Regions from separate parts of the Mus musculus genome. Here region 1 is linked to region 2. The links are chromatin contacts, found by POLR2A ChIA-PET in ENCODE. All regions are on one chromosome and are shown on one strand. The core of a region is the stretch at or near the end of the contact, and the rest is flanking DNA. Distances in the headings are between cores, read along the strand shown.

Region 1 (6,308 bases), core at 2,152-4,651, 66 kb before region 2:
AGGCAGAGGCAGGCAGATTTCTGAGTTCAAGGCCAGCCTGGTCTACAAAGTGTGTTCCAGGACAGCCAGGGTTATACAGAGAAACCCTGTGTCGAACCCCCCCCCCAAAAAAAAAAAAGTACTGACTGCTCTTCCAGAGGACCTGAGTTAAAATCCCAGCAACTACATGGTGGCTCACAGCCATTTGTAATGGAATCTAACACCCTCTTCTGGTATGTCTGAAGACAGCTACAGTGTACTCATATAAATAAAATAAATAAATCTTGAAAAAAAAAAAGGCCAGCCTAGTGTATATAGTGAGTTTCAAGCCACTCAGGGCTATATAGTTAGATTCTGTCTAAAAAAACAATAATTATATAAAAAAGGATATTTATAGTGGTGTGCATTCAGACATCAGAGGCTAACTTCTGAGAGCTGATGCTCTTTTTCCACCTGGGGATTAAACTTGCATCGTCAGACTTGATAACGGGTGCCTCTACTTGCTGAGCCATCTCAGTGGCCCAGTGTCTGCATTTATAAGGCTTTGAATTTACTGCATCCTATAGAGTAGCTTACAAAGTGTTACTCTTATCTGCACTGGTGATCAGATGACCTTGTTGTCACCAATCTGGCAGCTAAGAGCCCAGTCAAGCTGGTGTCTATGTCCTTCTGATCTGCCACATTATTCTGTGAAATGCTTTTTTGTTTTTTGTTTTTTTTGCTATAACAGGACAGCCATAGTTCCAATACCTAGACTCAGCCATTCCTCTGGTCTGATTGTGAGGCAGGAGTGTAGTTAGTGGAGAAAGCTTGCCCTACCATGTGCAAGACCCTGGGTTCTGTGCTCAACCCGAGTGTGGAGGGTTAGAGAGAATACTGGAAACCATATTTCTGGGAGATGGAAGATGTAAATACACAAGGGACAAAACCCCATTGCCTTGCATGGGAATTGGTGGTTAGCCTCTCGTTTCTTTAGTGTATGTAGGTCAGGGGTGAATGTGGGGGCTGAAGAGAGGGCTCAGCAGTTGCAGTACTTTATACTTTTGCAGAGGACCAGGGTTCGGTTCTCAGCACCCACACAGCAGCTCACAACCATCTATATGTAACTCCAGTCCCAGGGGATCCTGTGCTCTCTTCTGGCCTCTGCAGGCACCACACATATACGATGCACAGGCATCCGTGCAGGCAAAACTTATATACATAAAATAAAATTTAAAATTTGTTTTAAAGCCGGGCGTGGTGGCCCATGCCTTTAATCCCAGCACTCGGGAGGCAGAGGCAGGCAGATTTCTGAGTTCGAGGCCAGCCTGGTCTACAGAGTGAGTTCCAGGACAGCCAAGGCTATACAGAGAAACCCTGTCTCAAAAAACCAAAAAAAAAAAATTTAAAAATTGAATAAAAACATTTTTATTTTATTTTATTTTTAGAGACAAGGTTTCTCTGTGTAGAACTAGCTGTTCTTGAACTCACTCTGTAGACCAGGCTGGTCTTGAACTCAGATCTACCTGCCTCTGCCTCCAGAGTGTTGGGATTAAAGGCATGTGCCACTACTGCCTGGCTAAGTTTCTTATTTTTTAAGCTTGACAGAAACTCTACTTTGACAGTGCTTTTCCTTATTGTCTGCAGGGTCAAAGTGGTGTTTGAGGATGTAACGCCCTTGGCGCACTCGGGCCCTTCCTGAGGACAGACTGACATCATGGTTGTTGCTGTCAATCCTATTCAGGAAGAGAAAACTGAGGGAAAAGATACCTGAAGAGTGAGAGAAGGCTAGGACTAGGATTACTATAGCCCAGAGTCTGAAAGCAAGCCATTTGCTCAGAGAAGTCCAGGCCTTCTGTATTAGGGTTTCTCTTCTCTTCTCTTCTCTTCTCTTCTCTTCTCTTCTCTTCTCTTCTCTTCTCTTCTCTTCTCTTCTCTTCTCTTCTCTTCTCTTCTCTTCTCTTCTCTTCTCTTCTCTTCTCTTCTCTTCTCTTCTCTTCTCTTCTCTTCTCTTCTCTTCTCTTCTCTTCTCTCTCTTCTCTTCTCTTCTCTTCTTTTTTCTTTTCTTTTCTTTTTCTTCTCCTCCTCCTTCTTTTCTTTTTTCTTTTCTTTTTTTTTGAGACAGGGTTTCTCTGTATAGCCCTGGCTGTCCTGGAACTCACTCTGTAGACCAGGCTGGCCTCGAACTCAGAAATCCACCTGTCTCTGCCTCCCAAGTGCTGGGATTAAAGGCACCTGCCACCACTGCCTGGCTTGTACTAGGGTTTCTTTTGCTGTGATGAAATACTATGACCAAAAACAGATTGGGGAGAAAAAGGTTTATTTGGCTTACATTTCCACATATTAGTCCATCTTTGAAGAAAGTAAGAATAGAAACTCAAACAGGGTAGGAACCTGGAGGCAGGAGCTGATGCAGAGATCATAGAAGGTGTTGCTTCCTTATAGAACTCAAGACCACTAGCCCACAGATAGCCCCACCCACTGTGGGCTGACCTTCTCCATCAATCACTAATTAAGAAAACACCCTACAGGTTTGCCTACAGAAGGATCTTAAGGATGCATTTTCTCAATTGTGGCACCCTCCTCTCTGCTGACTCTAATGTCAAGTTGATATAAAATTAATCAGCACAGCTTCTAACATGGAGATGACCCAGACCAGCTCTCAGAGACCTCAATCTGATAGAAGGAACCTGCTCTTTGGGAGTGACGTTCAACCCTTAAGAGTTCCTATTCCAAGGTGTGAGATAGCCAGGCTCTCTGGAAAAGTTAATGTAATAATCTTGTAACAGTATAGCACTCTCAGGTTTACAAAGTAATAAATAAATGTACGCGCCGGCGGTGGGGAATCTTCAGGCTATACAAGCCTGCATGCAATCTCAGTGCTTGGAAGTGAAGGCAGGCAGGCCAGGAACACAAGTTTGTCTTTGCCTTGGATACACGGGGCATGTCTCAACAAAACAAAACAAGCCATCACCTCTGCCGTCAACAGCAACGACAAAACAAACAAACAAAAAAACAGAAAAACTAAGGATTTTCAGACAGTAATGAAAGAGCATTAATCCTAGTGCAAACAGTTTGTAAAACTGTTCTACTCAAACTACAGTTTTGTGCTCTTTTCTTAAACGTCTAGTAGGTTGACCCTTTGGTGAGTGCTTTCTTCCTGAGTCTTAACTGCGGCTTGTAGGAGGAGAAGGCTAACAGTATCACTTGATCAAAACTTCCAGCCCTATTAAGATGTGAGCTCAGAGCTTTCTAGAAAGCTCCCAGGTATCTGGTGACCATAGCAACTCAAGCCAAACTCTGCGGCAGCGAGCCCCGCCCACTGCCTTGGGACCGCGACTGTTGATTTGCTCCTCGGCTTAGCCAATGGCCAGAGAAGCGGGTTGTGTTCCGGGAGCTCAATGGGCACCGATGGGCGGGGAGGCGGGAAGAAAGCCGGGAAGGGCGAACCCGCACGGCCGGGCGGCTCCTGCGTGTTTCCGGCTCCGCTGCGGAAGGCTAGCGAGGGGAGCCGTTGGGCCCGCGCGAACCGTGGGGAGCGCGGGCATCGCAGAACGCGAGTGCGGAGCTCGGGGCGCAGCACGATGGGAGGGGAGCAGGAGGAGGAGCGCTTCGACGGCATGCTGCTGGCCATGGCGCAGCAGCACGAGGGCGGCGTGCAGGAGGTAAACGACGTGGCCCGCGCCGCAGCCCTTCTCCGCGGTCGGCCGAGACCTCCCCCACCCCGGCCGCGCGGGTCCCCGGGTCCCCGCGTCCCAGCTTCCGGTCTGCCCAGCCCGCGAGTGAAGTCTCGCTCCAACGCCGTCAGCGCCCTGCACTTAGCCCCCAAGAGCAGTTTTCGTTGTCCCAGAGTGACCCCAGAGCTTCCGCACCCACTCTGCGCTCCACGGGTGTTTCTGCTTTCATTTTAATGGTTACTGTGTAGAGCATCCCTAATGGTGGTTACTCTTTAGAGCATCTCTGGGCCGACTCTTCTCGATATGATCTGCATCTTACCCAAAGTGGAGCCTGCCTATCAATACTGTGTAGGGTAGTGAGAGCCCGGGGGGGCGGTTAGCACGTGGTCTCTTTATACTTGAAAGTATACTGACTGAGGAAGTGAGCCGGAGACCTGTAGGTTAAGCTCCCTCCTGGTTTATCCTCAGTTACCTCGTCTGTGAGGTGAAGCTTAGGAATATCAGTTCCTGTTGTTTTTTTTTCTTGAGTCAGGGTCTTGCTCTATATCCCTGGCTTACGCAGAACTTGCTATATAGACCAAGTGACTTCCAAATCAGGGTTATTCTTCCTCTGTCTTCAGAGTGCGGGAACTTGGATATGGGCCACCCTGCCTAGCACCTAAGTACTTGTCATTGTCGTGTACCAGACACATAATAAGACTGGGTCCTGGGGATGCAGACACGGAAGAGACTAGGCTTTGCATTTGGGGAATTTGTTGAGGGTTTCTTGCTTTAAAAAATTATTTGGAGCCGGGTGTTGCTTTAATCCCAGCACTCAGGAGCCAGAGGCAGGTGGATCTTTGAATTTGAGGCCAGCCTAGTCTACAGAATGGGTTCTAGTACAGCTTGGGCTACACGGAGAAGCCTTGTCTCAGAAAAAAAACAAAACCAAAGAAATTTATTATTATTATTATTATTATTATTATTATTAGTAGTAGTAGTAGTGTTTGTGACAGGACAGTTTTAAGGGGCCAGTTTATTCCTGCCACCAGTATCTGGGTTTTTAGGGTTGAGTTGCTAGGATTTTGAGGCAGTCAATTTTACCCAGTGATTCATCTTGCTGGTCAGGATAAGATGGTGCGTGACTGGAGTCCTAGCACTGGGGAGGAAGAGGCAGGAAAATTGCTACAAGTTAGAGGTTAGCCTGGTCTGTATAGCAACTTCTAAGCCAATCAGGGATATATAGTAAGACCCACAAATATAATAACCCCCAAATAACCCATAGGTGATGTTAAATGGCCAGACCTAGTTCACACAGTGGGTGTGTAGCAGATGAGCTGGTAGAGGTAGAAAACCCAGATATTACATTCTGTAAGCACCTGAGGGTCAGAGAGTGACAAGTTTACCCAAAGCCAGGCCCCCAAGTCCCCGAGGAGACGGGCTCCTGCCACCCGTCACTGGGGATGGCTTTCCATTCTGTCTTGGTCAGAGTGACCACTGCTGTGATGAAGCAGGAAGAGCAGCTTGATGAGAGGAAAGGCTTTATCTTACTCACAGGTTCACAGAACAGCTCATCATCAAAAGTAGTGGGGGGCCAGAGCTGGAGGCAGGAGCGGATGCAAAGGCCATAGAGGGGCATTGCTTACTGGCTTGCTCCGCCTTTCTAGAACCCAGGACCATCAGCCCAGGGATGGTACCGCCCCCAATAGGCTGGGTTCCATCCATCTCTCCTTAAGAAGCTGCTCTAGAGGCTTGCCCGCAGCCTGATCCAATGGAGGCAGTTTCTTAATTGGAGTTCCCTCCTCTCTGATGACTTTAACTTGTGTCAAGGCACATAAAACTGGTTGCCACACCTTCGAAGTCTTTTTCTCTAGGTGCCTGTGTTAACTGAGGGCTTCTAAACCCTTGAAGCGGGGGAGTCTTGTCTAATCTGCAAATGTGAACCTTGTCTGCGTGTTCCTAAACTGACACAATGTGAAAGTGTTTGGGAGTGAATCCACTTTGTTTCTGTGAACTCAAAGTGTCTAGAGGTAGGGATGGCTGTCTCAGATTCAGAACCTCTCGCTGGGGCTGGGGCAAGTGAGAGTCGTCGTGCTAACTGGGGGCCTGCGCCAGCTTGGGCTTCTCCCCAGGAGTCGACTGAGCATGGGCCTGTCATAAAACACTTGAGCCAAGACACTCTTTCAGTGCTCCCTGCTTGCTGTGGATGTGACGTGACCATCTCCCTAAGCTTTGCTTTTTTTTTTTTTGTTGTTTTTCGAGACTTGGTTTTTTTGTATAGCCCTGGCTGTCCTGGAACTCACTCTGTAGACCAGGCTGGCCTCGAACTCAGAAATCCGCCTCCTCTGCCTCCTGAGTGCTGGGATTAAAGGCGTGTGCCACCACCGCCCGGCTCCCTACGCTTTTGCTCCTTGTCTTTCCCACTGTGATGGGCCAAGCCTGAAACTATAGGTCAAAATAAACCCTTTCCCCTCTTAAGTTGCTTTTCACAGGTCTTGTGGTTTTGGTTGTTGGTTGTATTTTTTGCTTGCTTGTTTTTTTTTTTAATCCCAGCACTCAGGAGGCAGAGGCAGGTGGATTTCTGAGTTCGAGGCCAGCCTGGTCTGCAAAGTGAGTTCCAGGACAGCCCAGAATATACAGAGAAACCCTGTCTCGAAAAACCAAAAAAACAAAAACAAAAAACAAAAAACTAAA
Region 2 (6,818 bases), core at 3,089-5,588:
AAATGCTGAGGAGGCAAGCCGCGGTGGGGCAATCCGAGGCGAGGCGGCAGGCGGCGGGGCGGCTCCCTCCAGGAAGACTTCCGGAAGGAGTTGTCATGGTAATGGGGGTGGGAAGGAAAGGACTGGCCACAGGAACGTTCAGCACATGGTGTGGGAAAGGGAGGAGTACCACGGTCAGGTATTTAGTAAGCACCAGATGCAGGACCTCAGCAGAATCCATGGTGGGAGAGGGGACTGGGGTGTGGCTGAGCTGCAGAGGACATGTTTAACATGTGTAGGGCCCTGGACTCCACCCCCAGCACCAAAACCTAACAGAAGTAACCAATGAGAACCTACAGGGATGGTCTTCACGATCCCCACGGTATAGATGGGGAAGCTTAGATTCACAGGCGTGAAGAGGCATCCTTAAGATCAAACCCATGTAAGACTGACTCCAAGCCGGTCCTTAGCCACTCTCTACAGTTGCCTCCCCACCCCCCAGGACAGCCTACCCTCTTACCACACTCAAGCCCAGGCTTCAGAAGCAGCAGACTAGATCCATTTGTGTTCTAATCCTCCTGACCTTTCAACACTTTAGCTGGGTGTGGTGGAGAATGTCTGAAATCCTAACACTTTGAGAGGCTGAGGCAGGAGGATTACTGGGAGTTGGATACCAACTGGGATATTATAGCAAAACTGTGTGTCAACCAATTTCTCCATGTCTGTCATCTATCTATCAATCATCCATCCATCCATCTATCTATCTATCTATCTACCTATCTATCTATCTATCCATCCATCTATCTATCATCTACCTGCCATCTATCAATCATCTATATCACCTATCTCTCTATCTACCTGCCATCTATCAATCATCTATCACCTATCTCTCTATCTACCTGCCATCTATCAATCATCTATCTATCTATCTATCTATCTATCTATCTATCTATCTATCTATCATCTAGCAATCATCTACCAATCACCTATCTATCAATCATCTATCTATCTATCTATCTATCTATCTATCTATCATCTATCTATCTATCTATCTATCTATCTATCTTACATAAAAATTGTTTTGAGACAGAGTCTCAGTGGCCCAAGTTGGCCTCAGAATAGTTGAGGTTGACTTTGAACTTCCAACCCCCTACCTCCATCCCCTAAGGATGGAATTGCAGGGGCAACACCATACTTTTTTTTTTTTCAAAGTGAGAATGAACCTCAAATCTCTGAGTCCCAGAGCAGTTAGTGGTGGGAAGGTGGGGGCTGGGAAGTTACTGCAGTTGTCAAATGGATCTTTCATGGCACATCTTGGCAACTGTCCCAGGTAACCAATGAGAAAAGTGCAGACCATCCCCTCCCCCAGTCCCAGGTGAGCTGACTGGGCCTTAGTGCCAACTCCTGTTCCTCAGCTGATGCCCACCCCAGGGCATGGCTTCTGGCCTGGTAAGTAGGTAGCAACTCTCTCATTAAATCCCCTGCGTCAGGGCCATGGGGCCAGCTGTGTCACCCAACCATTGGCTGTTGTCTCTTTCCCAGGTGTGACTACAGCCAGTTTGACAGGCGGTCCCCAGATACTGCCACACCCAAGGACTGCAGGGCAGTTTGCAGCCTCCCCAATCAGACTTTCCAGCCACTGCAGAACAGGGACTGTACCCCCCCTTTCTTCCTTGCTGAGGCGCCCAATTCCCCAAACTGCTCTGCCCAGGGTTTCTGCTGAGATCTTAGGAAGACTGAAGACTATGCAAAGCTTGCAAGAGCAAGCCCTCTGGCTGCAGCTGGAGAGATCGGATCGTTCAGTTCAATTCTCTGGGCCCAGAGAAAGAAAGCAAGTGACTCACTCAAGGTCACAAAGTCAGGAACTGGCTGAATTGAACTCAGACCTGGTCTCCAGAGCAATGGCAAAGGGGGCTCCTGTAAGAAAGTGGGTCTCTTTAACCAGGCACCACAAGCAAGGATCTGTTTTCCTAGCTGCTCAGACTGTTGGCTGGAGGGAAGACCTTGTTGGGCGCAGAGGCAGAAGGCTTCCATTCTTGACAGCAGAGACAACTTAGCACTTGTGAGAAGCCCTAGCAGGCTCCTTCCTCTCCCCCATATCTCCCTCCTGCAGCTCCCCCCCCCCACATCCCAACAGCTTTAAGAGCCGTCAGCTGCGGATCCCCACCAGAAGACAGATTGGCTGCATAGGCAGGTGAAGGCGCATGGTCCCTTGGGAGTCTGGAACCAGAAAGGATACTGCTGAGTAGTCAAACCCACATCCATTGGACAGATGGGGCCACTGAGCCCAATAGAAGGAAGAAACAATGGACTTTACAGGAGGCCTCTGCCACCTCTCCACTCCACAGCTAACAGCTCCCTGTTCTGGGATGACCAGCTCAGGAGGACTGTGCCGTGCAATTGGCTCCCACAGACTCACTCCCCTCACATGACTGGGGGACCGAGGTGGGTACCCAGTCACATTCCTGCTCAAGTTCGGATACCTGTCCCTGCAGAGAGGCCTAGTCACTCTGAGTGCCCCCATTTCCTTCCCATCCTGCCTGGAATTCTGGGGGTTTCCTTCCAGAGAAAAACCAGCATAAGGGTAGCGACACACCTGTAGTCCCAGCTACAGAGGAAGCTGGGGGCAGGAGGATCATTTGAGTTTCATAGGTGCCTGGACAAAACATAGGAGGACCCTAATCTCAAAACAAAACAAGCTGAAGCCATTTACTAATAATCCAGGCAACGTCAGGGGAGCATGGAATGCCATAGCCAGCCCCACTGGGACAGCCAGTGAGTCAGCCCTCGAGAATCCATCCCCACACCCTCCACCTCATTCCCCGTTCCTAGGGAGGGAGGGCAAGACTGACCGTCCCCCAACAGCCACCCTCCCTCTCTGTGGAAGGCTGTAGTAAGGGGGTGGGGAATGATAAAGCCCAGCTTTACCTGGCTTGTGTGGAAAGACCATGATTGACAGGAACACACAGGAACTAGCACTAGCTAACTTTTCTGGGTTTCATTATACAGGGACTTCAGGACTAGATGTTGAGTTTGGGAATCTGGGGAGTGGGGTGGGATGGGGATGGGGGGGGAGAGGAACTGTTGATCAGATACCATCTGTTCCTGGGGAGCTCCAGGACTCCCTCCCTGAACCTGACCTCCACCTCACTGGATAGCCTTTGGTAGGTAGCTCACCCTCCCACCCGAGGCCTCAGTTAGAATGGGGTATAAGAACGGGCATCCTCTGGTATTTCAGAATTCCACAGTGCTCGGGCTGTATGCAGAAAGAGCAAGTTTGGGGTCTTGCAGGGTTAGGTTAAAAGAGCTGTAGTTTGATGGGGGAGGGGGGCAGCTGCCAGAATCTGATCCTCAGGAGGGAGATAGTGTTTTGGGGTCTGAACCTTGGGCCGGCCTTCATTCTAGCCTTAAGGGAGAAGGAACCCCTAAAATGGAAATTTGATGCTATCTTCAAAGGGGTGAGGTCTCCGGTCTGGCCGCAACACGTGGGAGGTTGGGAGCTTTCCCAGGAATTTCTGGGCTGTTTCACCTAGCCAAGGCTTCTTGAGCTAAGGGTTGTGGGAACACAAGGGCAGAGTGCCCTAGAACCCTGAGGGTGCAGGAGGTCCAAGGATGTGAGGTAGAAGAAGAAAAGCTATTCTGGAACCAGGTACACACCCTCCTCACTGGCGACTGCCAGGGCGATGTCCCATCTAGTGCCTCCTCCATCTCCACCCCATTTCCCAGCCAGGGTCTTGGTGAGTGGTTCCCAAGGGAATAAGAGGTCCCCAGAACGGCAAGCAGGCAAGCTCAGCAGGGTGCAGGAAGAGCTGAACTAGTAGTCGGGTTCCTGTTTCTTAGTTTCCCTAGCTTCCCGGCCAGTCATAGACTCCAGGTACCTTGCAGCAGAGCACCACCCCACCCCCGACCCTGCCAGGGTCCCCCTCACCTGCACGATCTGCTGGGGCTGCACGCTCAGCGTGGGGAAGTTGCCTCGTCCGTGAATGGGGATCGGCTCTTTCAGCAGCGCGTCCAGCCGCTTCACCTGTGGCCAGCTCAGCCGACTCTGGTGCCGTCCCAGGGAGGCCGAGGAGGCCTCCGGGTCCGGGCCGCCGCCGGCCGCCCCAGCCGTGGCCACTGCCGAGGCTGCACCGGTCCCCACCTGCGCAGCTGGCTGCTCCAGGCTCTCAGCTCCACTCTCCGACGGCATCATTCACCCGGCCCCGGTGCCTGGACGGCAGAAACCCGGGAATGGTGAAGGCGAGGAGGGCAGGGAGAGTGGCTGTGCACGGGCCAAGGCGGGGTGCGGGGACCCGGCGGCGGCGAGGCAAACCCAGGGAACACCCCCGACGGCAGGGAGGACTAACAGATCTTAGAGCCAGGCGGCTCGGGCCCAGCTGACACTTATAGGCCGCGGGCCGCACGCCCATTGGTCAGCACAGCTGTCACACAGCAGGAGATGCCCTCCTCTTGTCCCTCCCCCTATCACGGGCCAACACAGTTTTGCAAGGGAATCGCTGGCTCTCAGGAGTTTCTGATTGGCTGAAAGGCACGCCCCTTCCCCGCCCCCTCTCTCGGACCGAATTCCCTCCTTTGGTCTTTAAAGAAGCTGCTGCTTGCGATTGGCCCGAGCCTGCCGGGACTTAGAGGGACAGCGCCCTCCAGCGGCAGAAGTCGAGGGAGGTCTGTGTAGAGTAATGTTGCCGTGTTGACAAGGCGGCCCGGCCGCTTTCTAATTTATTCCTTTGATTGGCCCTTCGAATTACCGCATGCCTGGCGTACCTGTTCCATCTTAGGTGAGGTGAAATCTGCTTAGAGAGAGGGCGTTATTACCCATCATCATGTAGCATGTGAGTGTCAGTTATGGTCCTGATGGAGGTTTAAAGATCTATGTAGCTCTTTGCTCCATCTGGGCCCACCCAGGGTTTTTCTGGGATGGATATTACTATTTTTTTTCTCTTTCTCTCTACAGATCATAGAGGCCGAGGCTTATTGCTACTTTTGAATCTTATCCCCTCCTCCTTTTCAGATTTTAAATATATGTGTCATGGGCAGGAGGGAGAATCGAAATCGAATCGCCCTGTTCATCGCCGCAGTATTTTTTTCTTGTCATTCTCGTAATAATAATATAGCAAATTCTGTAGCCTTCCATTTTCCTAAAAGGCAGACTAAGGATTAAAAGACAGGGAAGAAGAATCCAGGACTTAGAAACAGCTACTATACCCCAGTTTCTGTCAGGGCACAGCTTGACCTGCCTCAAACCAGAACACACATTTCTTCTTTCTGAAAGCCGGCCCCAGCCTCAGGCCACTCTAAAAACCCCTGGAGGAGGCCCCGTGTGTTCCACCAGATGTGTAACCCCAGCATTCCAGTGGTGTGGGCAGGAGGATAAGACGTTCAGTTATCCTTGTCTGCCTGTTGAGTTCTGGGTCAGCCGGGGATATACAGTGAGACCCTGTCAACAACAACATCAACAGGCTGGAGATATAAAGCGCTGACCAATTGCTCGCCTAGTGTGCCGGAGACCCAGGCTTCAACCTCTGGTGCCACAAAACGAGGGAAATAAAAATGAGATCTTTGACTGAGTTGTCTCTGAACTCTAGATCCCCGAGGCTACTGATGAAAGCGTTTGAGGTCCAGGCATAATACTCTCCTGCACATGGATTTGGCTCAGTGGCTCGGAATGCTTGCCTAGTGCAAGATCCTGGGTCTAATCCCCAAGCCCCCAAACCAACACAAGCCACCACAAAGCCACAGCATAGCCCCTGACACATTCTCCCTCTGAGCCTCCAGGAGACGTGGGGGAGGGGAGAAGGAAACTTACCTTCTCTTAAACCTCTACTATGCACTAAGTCATGTTACATATGTAACTACTCATTCCTGAGAATATGCCTCAGCAGGTGAGATCATTTTTCTAGATATGCAGATTAAGAAACCAAGGCTCCAGAGGTCGTGAGTGCCCAAAATCATACAACCACTAATTGGCAGTATAGGGCTTGAATTCATGTCTCCTGACTCTGTTGTCAACCCCTCCTCTTAGAAGTTGGCACAGGTCACAGGGTCACATTTGGCACAGCCCTGGCACTACCCACAACACCCATCCATTTGTTTATTCATTCTTTAGTCAACATATGTTCACAGGGAATCTACTAGGTACGAGGTGCTGAACTGTGAGATGGGTCAGGCGAGATCCTAGTTCTTCTAGAACTTTCGACTGTAGAAAGACAATAGTGATGTAAACAAGACATTTTGGATGGTAAGAGAAAAATGGAGTTGGACTATGGGAAGGAATAACTGAACCAGGGAGGAGAGACCTTGGATGCTTGACCAGGGCAGTTTCTTGTCAAGGTGACTCTGCCAGGCCCCCTTCTGTCCTCTCTGTGTTTGTCCCGGAATAGCCAGGGCAGCTGGAGAGATACCAGGCTACATACTCACACATGCCTAAAGGCTCAGCTAAGAGGGCTGTTGGCATCTACTGTCTATCTTCTCAATGTATAAACAGAGAAAGTGGGGTTAGAAAACAGGAGAGATTTATTCCAGGTGGACCAGCTACGCTGAAAATCGTTCAGGGACAAGCTGGGACAGTGGCTTTCATATAGACTTGATCAAGTTTTCTAAGGAAATTCAAATCTCGTTTTCTATCTCCTTCCTTCTGTCTAGGGCAGGGCAAGCAATTAGCCAGCACATGTACTGTGAATCAGCCTTTTGTCAACGCTTCCATTAGCAAAGCTAATGCCGTCCATGTTTGCCCAATGGGGCTAGGGTTGACTTGGGGATGTAGGAAGCTGAGAGAGAGAGAGAGAGAGAGAGAGAGAGAGAGAGAGAGAGCGCAGATGTGCCCAGTAAGATCTTTTGTTTCC

Evidence for each region. ChIA-PET counts read pairs that join two places held with the same protein, here RNA polymerase II (POLR2A).
Region 1: POLR2A ChIA-PET joins it to region 2 with 23 read pairs in embryonic stem cell. The contact joins the promoter of Nudc here to the promoter of Tent5b in region 2. POLR2A ChIA-PET finds 5 or more read pairs at or near these places in 3 of 5 experiments (Patski and embryonic stem cell).

Annotation. Positions count from the first base shown.
Region 1 is chr4:133,543,120-133,549,427 of GRCm38, reverse strand. It overlaps Nudc (nudC nuclear distribution protein), which reads left to right and starts at 3,401. Exons shown (of 8, transcript NM_010948.3): 1 at 3,401-3,623. The coding sequence starts at 3,543.
Region 2 is chr4:133,477,653-133,484,470 of GRCm38, reverse strand. Tent5b (terminal nucleotidyltransferase 5B) reads right to left here and starts at 4,338. Exons shown (of 2, transcript NM_175307.6): 1 at 3,908-4,338. The coding sequence starts at 4,171. It overlaps Gm13257 (a long non-coding RNA gene), which reads left to right. Exons shown (of 3, transcript XR_390815.4): 1 at 1-178; 2 at 1,310-1,428; 3 at 1,522-2,994.